Regions from separate parts of the Homo sapiens genome. Here region 1 is linked to region 2. A link is an interaction called in ENCODE POLR2A ChIA-PET data of the cell type or tissue named here. Cell type or tissue: B cell. All regions are shown on one strand. Each heading gives the region's core, and the rest is flanking DNA. Links, peaks and the distances in the headings are about the cores only.

What was found. Peaks named below come from ENCODE experiments on the same cell type or tissue, not always from the same donor. Only the 100,000 strongest peaks of a DNase experiment are listed, where the experiment ranks them.
Region 1: POLR2A ChIA-PET joins it to region 2 with 8 read pairs; 4 of 35 experiments call an interaction of 5 or more read pairs at or near these places.

Annotation. Positions count from the first base shown.
Region 1 is chr19:16,317,416-16,322,785 of GRCh38, reverse strand. All of the region lies in intron 1 of KLF2-DT (KLF2 divergent transcript), which reads left to right. Among named protein-coding and RNA genes, the nearest start is that of KLF2-DT, 4.6 kb to the left of the region's middle. RefSeq lists an enhancer at 3,105-3,184. In B cell, for the core only: no CTCF peak of the experiment used is centred there; DNase peaks (open chromatin) are centred at 705 and 3,105; H3K27ac peaks cover 1,108 bases.
Region 2 is chr19:16,093,085-16,098,454 of GRCh38, reverse strand. TPM4 (tropomyosin 4) reads right to left here. Exons shown (of 8, transcript NM_003290.3): 6 at 4,857-4,919; 7 at 4,702-4,771. Among named protein-coding and RNA genes, the nearest start is that of RAB8A, 16 kb to the left of the region's middle. RefSeq lists a silencer at 1,071-1,268 and an enhancer at 3,603-4,476. In B cell, for the core only: no CTCF peak of the experiment used is centred there; a DNase peak (open chromatin) is centred at 3,199; H3K27ac peaks cover 840 bases.

The DNA of each region.
Region 1 (5,370 bases), core at 135-5,134, 220 kb before region 2:
TGGCTTTGGCTGTTTGGGCTTGCCTCCTCAATCTTCGAAATGCAGATAAGAATAGTACCTTACCCCAAATGGCTATTGTGAGTTCACACAGGCTCTTTTCTTTGTTGTGGAAGTAGGTGACATCTTGTGTGACACTGAATTCTCTACCAGCGCTTGGGAGATGGGCCTGCTTGTGTGCTTTGGGAATTGAATTGCCTTTCTCTGGGCCTCAGTTTCCCCGTATGATAATGATGGAAAGATTAAGGGAATCAGGAATTTCTCCTCAAGGATATGGGATGCCTGGGCAGCTGCCGGGAAGGGTTTTTGTTTGTTTGTTCCTTTGCTTTGGCCAAGACCGTCGGCTGGGCGCAGTGGCTCACACCTGTAATCCCAGCACTTTGGAAGGCTGAGGCGGGCAGATCACTTGCGGTTAGAAGTTGGAGACTAGCCTGGTCAACACGGTGAAACCCTGTCTCTACTAAAAATACAAAAATTAGCCGGGCGTGGTGGCGTGTGCCTATAATCCCAGCTACTGAAGAGGCTAGAATCGCTTGAACTTGGGAGGTGGAGGTTGCAGTGAGCCGAGACCGTGCCACTGCACTCCAGCCTGGGTGACAGGGTGACAGAGTAAGACTCTGTCTAATTAAAAGAAAAAAAAAAAAAAAAAGACCTCTGACCACAGCATCCCTCTAGTTTGTCAGAGAGCACCTTGGTCCCCTGGGCCTCTGAGCCTTGCTCACTGGCACCTGCAGCTTGTCTGAGGTACCTCTCTGCCTTCCTCCTCTCTCACTGTCTCTGTTTGGGTCCTGAAACACACCAAGCACATTCCCCTCTGCGCTCACTGCGCCCCCGACCAGCGTTCCTTTCTTTCCATTTCCAATTGTGAAGCTCCGTCGTCTCTGCCTGTCTCTCTCTCTCTCTTTTTTTTCAACCTCCCTTAACTAACGTACTTTATTTATTTGTTTATTTTTGAGACAGAGTCTTGCTCTGTTGCCCAGGCTGGAATGCAGTGGCTCAATCTTGGCTCACTGCAGCTTCCGCCTCCCGGGTTCCAGGGATTCTCCTGCCTCAGCCTCCTAGGTAGCTGGGATTACAGGCACCCGCCACCATGCCCAGCTAATTTTTGTTTGTTTGTTTGTTTTGTTTTAGTAGAGACAGAGTTTCACCATGTTGGCCAGGCTGGTCTCAAACTCCTGACCTCAAGTGATCCGCCCGCCTTGGCCTCCCAAAGTGCTGGGATTTGGGAGGCGTGACTCACAGCGCCTGGTCTGGACTTTTATTTTCTACAGCAGTTTTAGGTTTACAGAAAAATTGAGCACGAAGTACACGGCGTTCCCAGGTAGCACCCCTCGCACCACCCCAACCTTTCTCCTATTATCATCTTGCATTAGTGTGGTGCATTTGTGACAATTACTGAGCAGAGAGGAATATATTGTTATTAACTAATAATAATAATAATCCATAGTTTATTTATTTATTTATCTTGACACAGGGTCTTGCTCTGTCATCCAGGCTGGAGTGCAGTGACGCGGTCATGGCTCACTGTAGCCTCAAACTCCTAGGCTCAAGCCATCCTCCCAGCTCAGCCTCCCAAGCAGCTGGGACTACAGATGTGCACCATTATGCCTGGCTGATTTTTGTTTGTAGAGACAGGGTCTTGCCATGAGTAATTCAATCCATGAGTAATGGGTTAAATAGTGGCCCCACAAAGAAATGTCTGAGTCTCAATCCCTGGCACCTGTGACTATGACCTTATTTAGAAAGAGTTTCTTTGGCTGGGCACAGTGGCTCACGCCTGTAATCCAAGCACTTTGGGAGGCCGAGGCAGGTGGATCACCTGAGGTCAGGTGTTCAAGACCAGCCTGGCTAACATGGAAACCCCGTCTCTACTAAAAATATAAAATTAGCCAGGCACGGTGGCTTGCGCCTGTAGTCCCAGCTACTTGGGAGGCTGAGGCAGGAGAATCACTTGAATCCGAGAGGTGGAGGTTGCAGTGAGCCGAGATCGCACCCTTGCACTCCAGCCTGGGCGACAGAGTGAGACTGTCTCAAAAACAAAAAGAGTTTCTCTGCAGACATCATGAAGCGTCTTGAGGTGAGACCATCCTGGATTAAGGTGTGCCCTGATCCAGCGACAAGAGTCCTTAGGAGAGAAAGGACGCAGGAACACAAACACAGAGAAGAAGGGCATGTGAAGATGGCCAGAGATTGGAGTGAGGCAGCCACAGGCCCAGGGATATCTCCGGAGCCACCAGCAGCAAAACTGGGAAAAGATTCTTTTTGTTTCTTTTTTTTTTTTTTTAGATAGAGTCTCCCTCTGTAGCCCAGGCTGGAGTGCAGTGGCGTGATCTTGGCTCACTGCAGCCTCCACCCCTTGGGTTCAAACAATTCTTGTGCCTCAGCCTCCCAAGTAGCTGGGATTACAGGTGCATGCCACCATGCCCGGTTAATTTTTGTATTTTTAGTAGAGATGGGGCTTCATCCTGTTGGCCAGGCTGGTTTTGAGCTTCTGACCTCAAGTGATCTGCCTGCCTCAGCCTCCCAAAGTGCTGGGATTACAGGCTTGAGCCACTGCACCTAGCCAAGGGAACAGATTCTTTCTCAGATGGCTGGGTGTGGTGGCTCACGTCTGTAATTCCAACATTTTGGGAGGCCGAGGCAGGAGTATTACTGGAGCCCAGGAGTTTGAGACCAGCCTGGGTAACAAAGTGAGACCCCCTCGCTACAAAAAATACAAAAATTGGCTGGGCATGGTGGCGCATACCTGTGGTCCCAGTTACTCGGGAGGTTGAGGTGGGAGGATCGCTTGAGCCTGGAAGGCAGAGGCTGCAGTGAGCCGAGATTGCACTCACTGCACTCCAGCCTGGGCAACAGAGTGAGACTCCATCTAAAAAAAAAAAAAAAAAAGATTCTCCCTCGGAGCCTCCAGAGGGAACCAACCCTGCTGATGCCTTGATTTTGGGCTTTTGGCCTCCAAAACTGTGGGGAATACATTTCCATTGTTGGAAGCCACCCAGTCTATGTCTTTTGTTGCGGCCACCACAGGAAACTCATACATCGTGGTAACCAGCTGTTCTCCCGCCTGGCTTCCTCCCCAGACGGTGAACCCCTCAAGACAGGGGCCTCCCTTGACTCATCTCTGTGTCCCCCTGGGCCCAGCTGTGGACCCGATTTGTTGAAACAAAAGTGATGTAAAGACAGTGGCCACCCACTGAGGACCTCCCAGGGCAGCGTGAAACATTTCAGCAGAGTGCCTGGCCAGCAGAACCAATGCAGAGAGCTGCCAGTGCATGGAAAGAACACGAACTTTTCATTTTATTTTACAGAAATGAGGTCTCGTGGGCTGGTCTTGTGGGCCAGGTGTAGTGGCTCACACCTGTAATGTCAGCACTTTGGGAGGCTGAGGTGGGCAGATCACCTGAGGTCGGGAGTTCAAGACCAGCGTGAAAAGAGACCGTGGTGAAACCCCGTCTCTACAAAAACTACAAAAATCAGCTGGTCGTGGTGGCACGTGCCTGTAATCCCAGCTACTCGGGAGGCTGAGGCATGAGAATCGCTTGAACCCGGGAGGCAGAGGCTGCAGTGAGCTGAGTTCGTGCCACTGTTCTCCAGCCCAGGCGACAGAGTGAGAACCTGTCTCAAAAAAAAAAAAGAAAAGAAAAAAGCGGGAATGTTGGCTCACGCCTGTAATCCCAGCACTTTGGGAGGCTGAGGCGGGTGGATCTCGAGGTCAGGAGTTCAAGACCAGCCTGGCCAACATGGTGAAACCTTGTCTCTACTAAAAATACAAAAATTAGCCAGGCGTTGTGGTGAGCGCCTATAGTCCCAGCTACTCAGGAGGCTGAGGCAGAGAATTGCTTGAACCCGGGAGGTGGAGGTTGCAGTGAGCCGAGATCGCACCACTGTGCTCCAGCCTGGACGATAGAGCGAGACTCTGTCTCAAAAAAAAAAAAAAAAAAAAAAGAGAAATGAGGTTTCAGTGTGTTGCCCAGATTGGTCTTTAACTCCTGGCTGGCCTCAAGTGATCCTCCTGCCTTGGCTTCCCAAAGTGCTGGTATTACAGGCATGAGCCACCGTGCCCGACCTAGAAGAATTTTAATTGCCACATTAGCTGTGTGACCTTAGGCAAGCCACTTAACCTCTCGGAGCCTCAGTTTCCTTTTGAGAATATGAGATGGCATTTGTCAGTGTTCAACAGTACTTGCTGGCTGATTGTGAAGATGAGTGAATGAGCCTTTTAGGGGATCTCAGGCACTGTGGAATCTCTCTGTGCAGGAGAGGCTTGGCACTGGGAGGGGGCCTGGAGCACAGACCCGCTCCTGCTGTTGTCCTATGAACCTGCTATCTGGTTGGCATCTGCCTGCACAGGTATCTGTCCTCGTGAAGTCCCAGCCAATGATGATGTTGGAGAAAGAGCACCGGGCATGAAGTCACATTCTCAGCCCTGCCTGGAACTAGTTAGGTGACTTTACCCTCAGAGCTCTGCAAGCCTTGGCTGGGTGCGGTGGCTCACGCCTGTAATCCCAGCACTTTGGGAGGCCGAGGCGGGTGGATCATTTGAGGTCAGGAGTTTGAAACCAGCCTGGCCAACACGGTGAAACCTCGTCTCTACTAAAAATACAAAAATTAGCTGGGTGTGGTGGCTCATGCCTGTAATCCCAGCACTTTGGGAGGCTGAGGTGGGTGGATCACCTGAGGTTCAAGACCAGCCTGACCAACATAGTGAAACTCCATCTCTGCTAAAAATAGAAAAATTAGCCAGGGATGGTGGCAGGTGCCTGTAATCCCAACTACTTGGGAACTTGGGAGGCTGAGGCAGGAGAATCCCTTGAACCTGGAAGGTGGAGGTTGCAGTGAGCTGATTGTACTCCGTCCTGGGCAGCAGAGCGAGACTTCATCTCAAAAACAAAGCAAAATTAGCCAGGCATGGTGGCACACATCTGTAGTCCCAGCTACTTGGGAGGCTGAGGCAGGAGAATCACTTGAATCTGGGAGGCAGGGTTGCAGGGAGCCAAGATCATGCCACTGCACTCCAGCCTGGGTGACAGAGGGAGACTCGGTCTAAAACTCCTGACCTCAGGTGATCCACTCACCTAGGCCTCCCAAAGTGTTGGGATTACAGGCGTGAGCCACCACACCTGGCCACTGTTGGGAACTTTATGTTTCCTGATGATGATTTGTTTTTTGGAGACAGGGTCACCCAGGCTGGAATGCAGAGATGCGATCATAGTTCACTGCAGCCTTCAACTTCCAGGCTCAAGCAATACTCCCGCCTCAGCCTCCTGAGTAGCTGGGATTACAGGTGTGCACTACCTCGACTGGCTAATTTTTATTTAATTAATTAATTAATTAATTTTTGAGATGGAGTTTTGCTCTTGTTGCCCAGGCTGG
Region 2 (5,370 bases), core at 186-5,185:
TTTTTTTTGAGGCGGAGTCTCACTCTGTCGCCCAGGCTGGAGTACAAAGGTTCGACCTTGGCTCACAGCAAGCTCCGCCTCCCAGGTTCAAGTGATTGATTTTCCCACCTCAGCCTCCCCAGTAGCTGGGATTACAGGCCCCCATGACCATGCCCGGCTAATTTTTGCATTTTTAGTAGAGACAGAGTTTCACCATGTTGACCAGGTTGGTCCTGAACTTCTGACCTCAAGTGACCTGCCTGCCTTGGCCTCCCAAAGTGTTGGGATTACAGGCGTGAGCCACCGTGCCCGGCCATAGCACTAATCTCTGAAATTCCACTTATGTGCTTAGTTAGGTAGAATAACTGGATAGACAGGCTGCATAGTTACTTCAAAGGGTGGAGTCCAGAAATGCCTGGAGAAATTCCAGGGACAAACACACAGACTCCAAACAAAAACCAGCCCCCTACACAGTCTGTAATCTTTCCAAGGGCATATATATGGCAATGTGTGAGGGGAATGGTTTTTGCAGAAGTTCAGGATGGACGGCAGTTAGGAGCAGGGAGAGGCTGAGGGTGGAAAGGTGGAGGTGGTTTAGGGGAGGTGCATTTTGGAGGAATGGATGAATAGAGAGAGTAATGGGGACAGAGCTTCCCACCTGGACAAAAAAATAGGATGAGGAATAACAATGGATACCGAAAATTCAGGATCTAGTTGGAGATTTTCATGCCATTTCCAGGTTCAAGGGGTAGTCTGGAAGATGTGGCTTGAACATCTAAATGTCAATTATCTGTGATAATTTGAGGTGGTAGTGGTGGTAGGATGCAGGGGAGAACCAGATGCACTATTTGAAATTTTGGGACAAATTGGTATGTTTTTGATCATTAGAAAAGCATAGCTTGGGCCAGGTGCAGTGGCTCACACCTGTAATCCCAGCACTTTGGGAGGCCGAGGCGGGTGGATCACCTGAGGTCAGGGGTTCAAAACCAGCCTGGCCAACATGGTGAAACCCTGTCTCTACTAAAAATACAAAATTAGCCAGGCATGGTGGCGCATGCCTGTAGTCCCAGCTACTTGGGAGGCTGAGGCAGGAGAATTGCTTGAACCCGTGAGGCAGAGGTTGCAGTGAGCAGAGATGGCGCCACTGCACTCCAGCGTGGGCAACAAGAGCGAAACTCCGTCTCAAAAAGAAAGAAGAAAAAAAAAAGCAAAGCATAGCCTGGGCCGGGCAAAGTGGCTCACGCCTGTAATCCCAGCATTTTTGGAAGCTGAGGTGGGCGGATCAGTTGAGGCCAGGAGTTTCAGACCAGCCTAGCTAACATGGTGAAACCCCATCTCTACTGAAAGTACAAAAATTAGCTGAGTGTGGTGGTCCGCGACTGTAATCCCAGCTACTCGGGAGGCTGAGGCATGAGAATCACTTGAACCCAGGAGGCGGAGGTTGCAGTGAGCCAAGATGGCGCCACTGCACTCCAGCCCGGGCAACAGAGTGAGACCCTGTCTTGAAAAAAAAAAAAAAAAAAAAAAAAAAAAAAAAAAGAGTGACCTTGTTTTCTCCATATTCCTCATGTAGGAAAAAGCATGACCTTTTATTACCCACAGGTCAACCTTAAGAGCTATTCTAAACTAAAGCAAGGTTCCTGTTATAACTAACTGAAATATGAATGGAGATTGATGTTAGCAGTCTCAGGCAATTCTGGAATTCGGGAAAAGAATTCTAAATTCACGTCTTCTGACGTCACAGCACTTTCCCTGTTCATGGAGGCCCGTTCACTCCTTGTACAGTCAGTTTTCTAAGGGCAGGGCGTGGAGGTGAACTTCCTCCCAGGACTGGGAGCTGGATGAACAGTGAAGAGTAAAGCCACGGGAAGCCCCAGTCACCACACTCACAGTGTAACACAGAGAAAAGACACAAGAAAAGGAGGAAATGGAGATCAAAATGTCACTGCCGCTGTTTGAATCTGTAGCTCAAGCCCCATTCAAGGGGAGCCTCATTTTTGACACAGGCTTGCTGGTTTTTCCAAATCCCTGTTGACTCTTAAGCTGCCTAAGCGGTTTACAAGGATGAGCCTCCATTCACAACAATTTCTATTTAAGGAAAAACCATTGGGGATGGGCGCGGTGGCTCATGCCTGTAATTGCAGCACCCTGGGAGGGTGAGGTGGGCAGACTGCCTGAGCCCAGCAGTTCAAGACCAGCCTGGGCAACATAGTGAAACCCTCCCGCTTCTACAAAAAGTACAAAAATGGCCAGGCGTGATGGCTCAAGCCTGTAATCCCTGCACTTTGGGAGGCCAAGGCAGGCGGATCACAAGGTCAGGAGTTTGAGACCAGCCTGACCAACATGGTGAAACCCTGTCTCTACTAAAAATCCAAAAGAAAAATTAGCCAGGTGTGGTGGTGTATGCCTGTAATCTCAGCTACTTGGGAGGCTGAGGCAGGAGAATTGCTTGAACCCGGGAGGCGGAGGTTGCAGTGAGCCGAGATTGCACCACTGCACTCCAGCCTGGGCGACATAGTGAGACTCCGCCTCAAAAAAAAAAAAAAAAAGTACAAAAATTAGCCTTGTGTGGTGGTGCACACCTGTAGTTCCAGCTACTTGGGAGGTCGAGGTGGGAGGATAGCTTGAGCCTTGTAGGTGGAGGTTGCAGTGAACTATGATGGTGTCACTGCACTCCAGCCTGGGTGACAAAGCAAGACCCTGTCTCAAAACAAAAAAACAAAAAAAAATTATTGGCATGCAGATGCCGTTAGCTAACAGCGGTATCTGAGAGCACATGCCCAGTTTGCTTTTGTTTTCACGTCTTCAGAAAAGCATCCTGTAGGCATAATTTTCTTTTTGTAATAAGCTTTTCATTTGTGAGTGAGAGAGGCTAACCACCCACTTTGTGTTTCAGGCTATGGTTAAGGGCACACAGCTACAGCTCAAAGGCAGCAAGTGGAGAAAATGAGAATGAGGGGGCATGAAGAGGAGGACTGCCCGTCTTTATTTCGGTTGTAGAGTCACAGACACATCAGAAGAAGGCTCTGACGTTCAAACCAGAAGGCAGGCCACCGGAGCTCCTAGAAGCCCACAGGGGCGTAGGAGGCACCATGTGAGAAGGACAGAGGGCAGCGACCTGGCTGCCTCTCAGAGAGAGGTCATGTCGTTGAGAGCGTGGTCCAGTTCCTCGCTGATAGCTTTGTACTTGAGCTTCTGAGCGTATAACTCATCTAGAGGGCGGAGGTCCCCAGGGAGACAGTTCAGAAGTACAGGGGACAGAAGGCAAGGGTCGGAATGGAGTGCCACAGATGAACCACAAGAGGAAGAAAAAAACACGTGAGCAAACAAAGCACAGACTAGGAGAAAGCTGTGTTCCATGTGAAACAGATGAAGAAAACCAAAGATCTATGGAGTTGATCTCTAAGTGGTTTGAGGTTCTGCAGGGGGATTAGCCACAATGAAGCTTCAAAACAGTGGTAACCAGAAGTGACAGAGCTTCCCCCCACTGGTCCCCACCCCTCAGTTTATTTCGGATTTCCAATGACGTCACCCTGTCCAAAGGTCGTATTTTGGAATGGGGCATTTTCCCTTATATGGGAACCTCACTTCCCCAAAAAAACATTGGAAGATATGGTCTGAAGAATGTGTCCTTTCTGGGTGGGATGGGCAGTTTGGAAGATTCCATTTGAACCCCAAGATTCTGGAATTTCTGAGGCCGAATGTTAAACACTGGAACTCTTGAAAAAATTCTGGGAGAAGTGGGCCCCAGACTTGCAGACTAGTCTTTATTGCAGTCCCTACACTTTCTGTATTTCTGTTTTTTTTTTTAAATACTATGATAAGCTTTGAGCTCCCTGGGACAGAGCTTCTGCAAAAATGCAAGGCATGTAAAAAAAAAATGCAAGGCATCTATCAGAAATGAGCAAACAGAAGGAAATTGTGAAGTTTTTTTTTTTTTGAGACGGAGTCTGGCTCTGTCACCCAGGCTGGAGAGCTGTGGCGTGATCTTGGCTTACTGCAACCTCCGCCTCCCAGGTTCAAGGGATTCTCCCTGCCTCAGCCTCCCCAGTAGCTAGGATTACAGGCGTGCACCACCACGCCTGGCTAATTTTTTCTATTTTTGGTAGAGACGGGGTTTCACCATGTTGGCCAGGTTAGTCTCAAACTCCTGATTTCAAGTGATCCGCCCGCCTCGGCCTCCCAAAGTGCTAGGATTACAGGCTTGAGCCACTGCGCCTGGCCTGAGATTTTTAATTTATTATTAATATTTTTTTAATCAGAGAGAGCCATACTCTTTTCTCTATACTTGCTCATGGGACTAACTAAGCAGAGATATTTTACCTCCTGAAAGTGGCAATTCAATTAGCCAGGTGTGGCGGCACACGCCTGTAGTCCCAGCTACCTGGGAGGCTGAGGCAGGAGAATCACTTGAACCCGGGAGGCGCAGGTTGCAGTGAGCCGAGATGGCGCCACTGCACTCCATCCAGCCTGGGAGACAGAGCCAGACTCCGTCTCATAGAAAAAAAAAAAAAAAAAAAAAAGGGCCATTCAAGCCTGAATGCTTTGCATTATCCTATTCCAGTGTTCCAGGACATCCAGATATGACATCACTATGCGCTTTACTTTCCTAAGGCAAACAAAGCCCAACCCAGCCCCTCCACAAACATTCCCCAACTGTCCGTGGATGTGTCCCAGAGGGGAAGGCAGGGCAAGGCAAACATTTAGATGGTAACCTCATACCTTCCAGGTCATCAATTGTCTTTTCCAGTTTTGCAACCGTTCTCTCTGCAAATTCAGCACGGGTCTCAGCCTAGATAAGAAGAAAGGAGTTACTATCATGGCTTCAAGACCAGCCCCAGGAGAAACCAGAGCTCGCTGGGTGCCACCACACTCACCTCTTTCAGTTTGTCAGACAGAAGTTTAATTTCTTCTTCATATTTGTCCTCCTTTTCAGAATACTGTGGGAGAAACCAAAACACTGCTTTAAGAAAAGGAGGCCCAGCCAGGCATGGTGGCTCATGCCTGGAATCCTGGCACTTTGGGAGCCTGAGGCTGGTGGATCACAAGGTCAGGAGTTCGAGACCAGCCTGGCCAACATGGTGAAACCCCGTCTCTACTAAAAATACAAAAATTAGCCAGGCTTGGTGGCATGCAGCTGTAGTCCCAGCTACTGGGGAGGATGAGGCAGAAGACTCACTCGAACCTGGGAGGTGGAGGTTGCAGTGAGCCGAGATCACGCCACTGCACTCCAGCCTGGGTGACAGAGTAAGACTCCATCTCAAAAAAACAAACAACAACAACAACAAAAACAAAAAAAAAACAGAAAGAAAGAAAAGGAGGGCTGGGTGTGGTGGCTCTCACCTGTGATTCCAGTGTTTTGGGGGACCATGGTGGGAGAATTACTTGAGC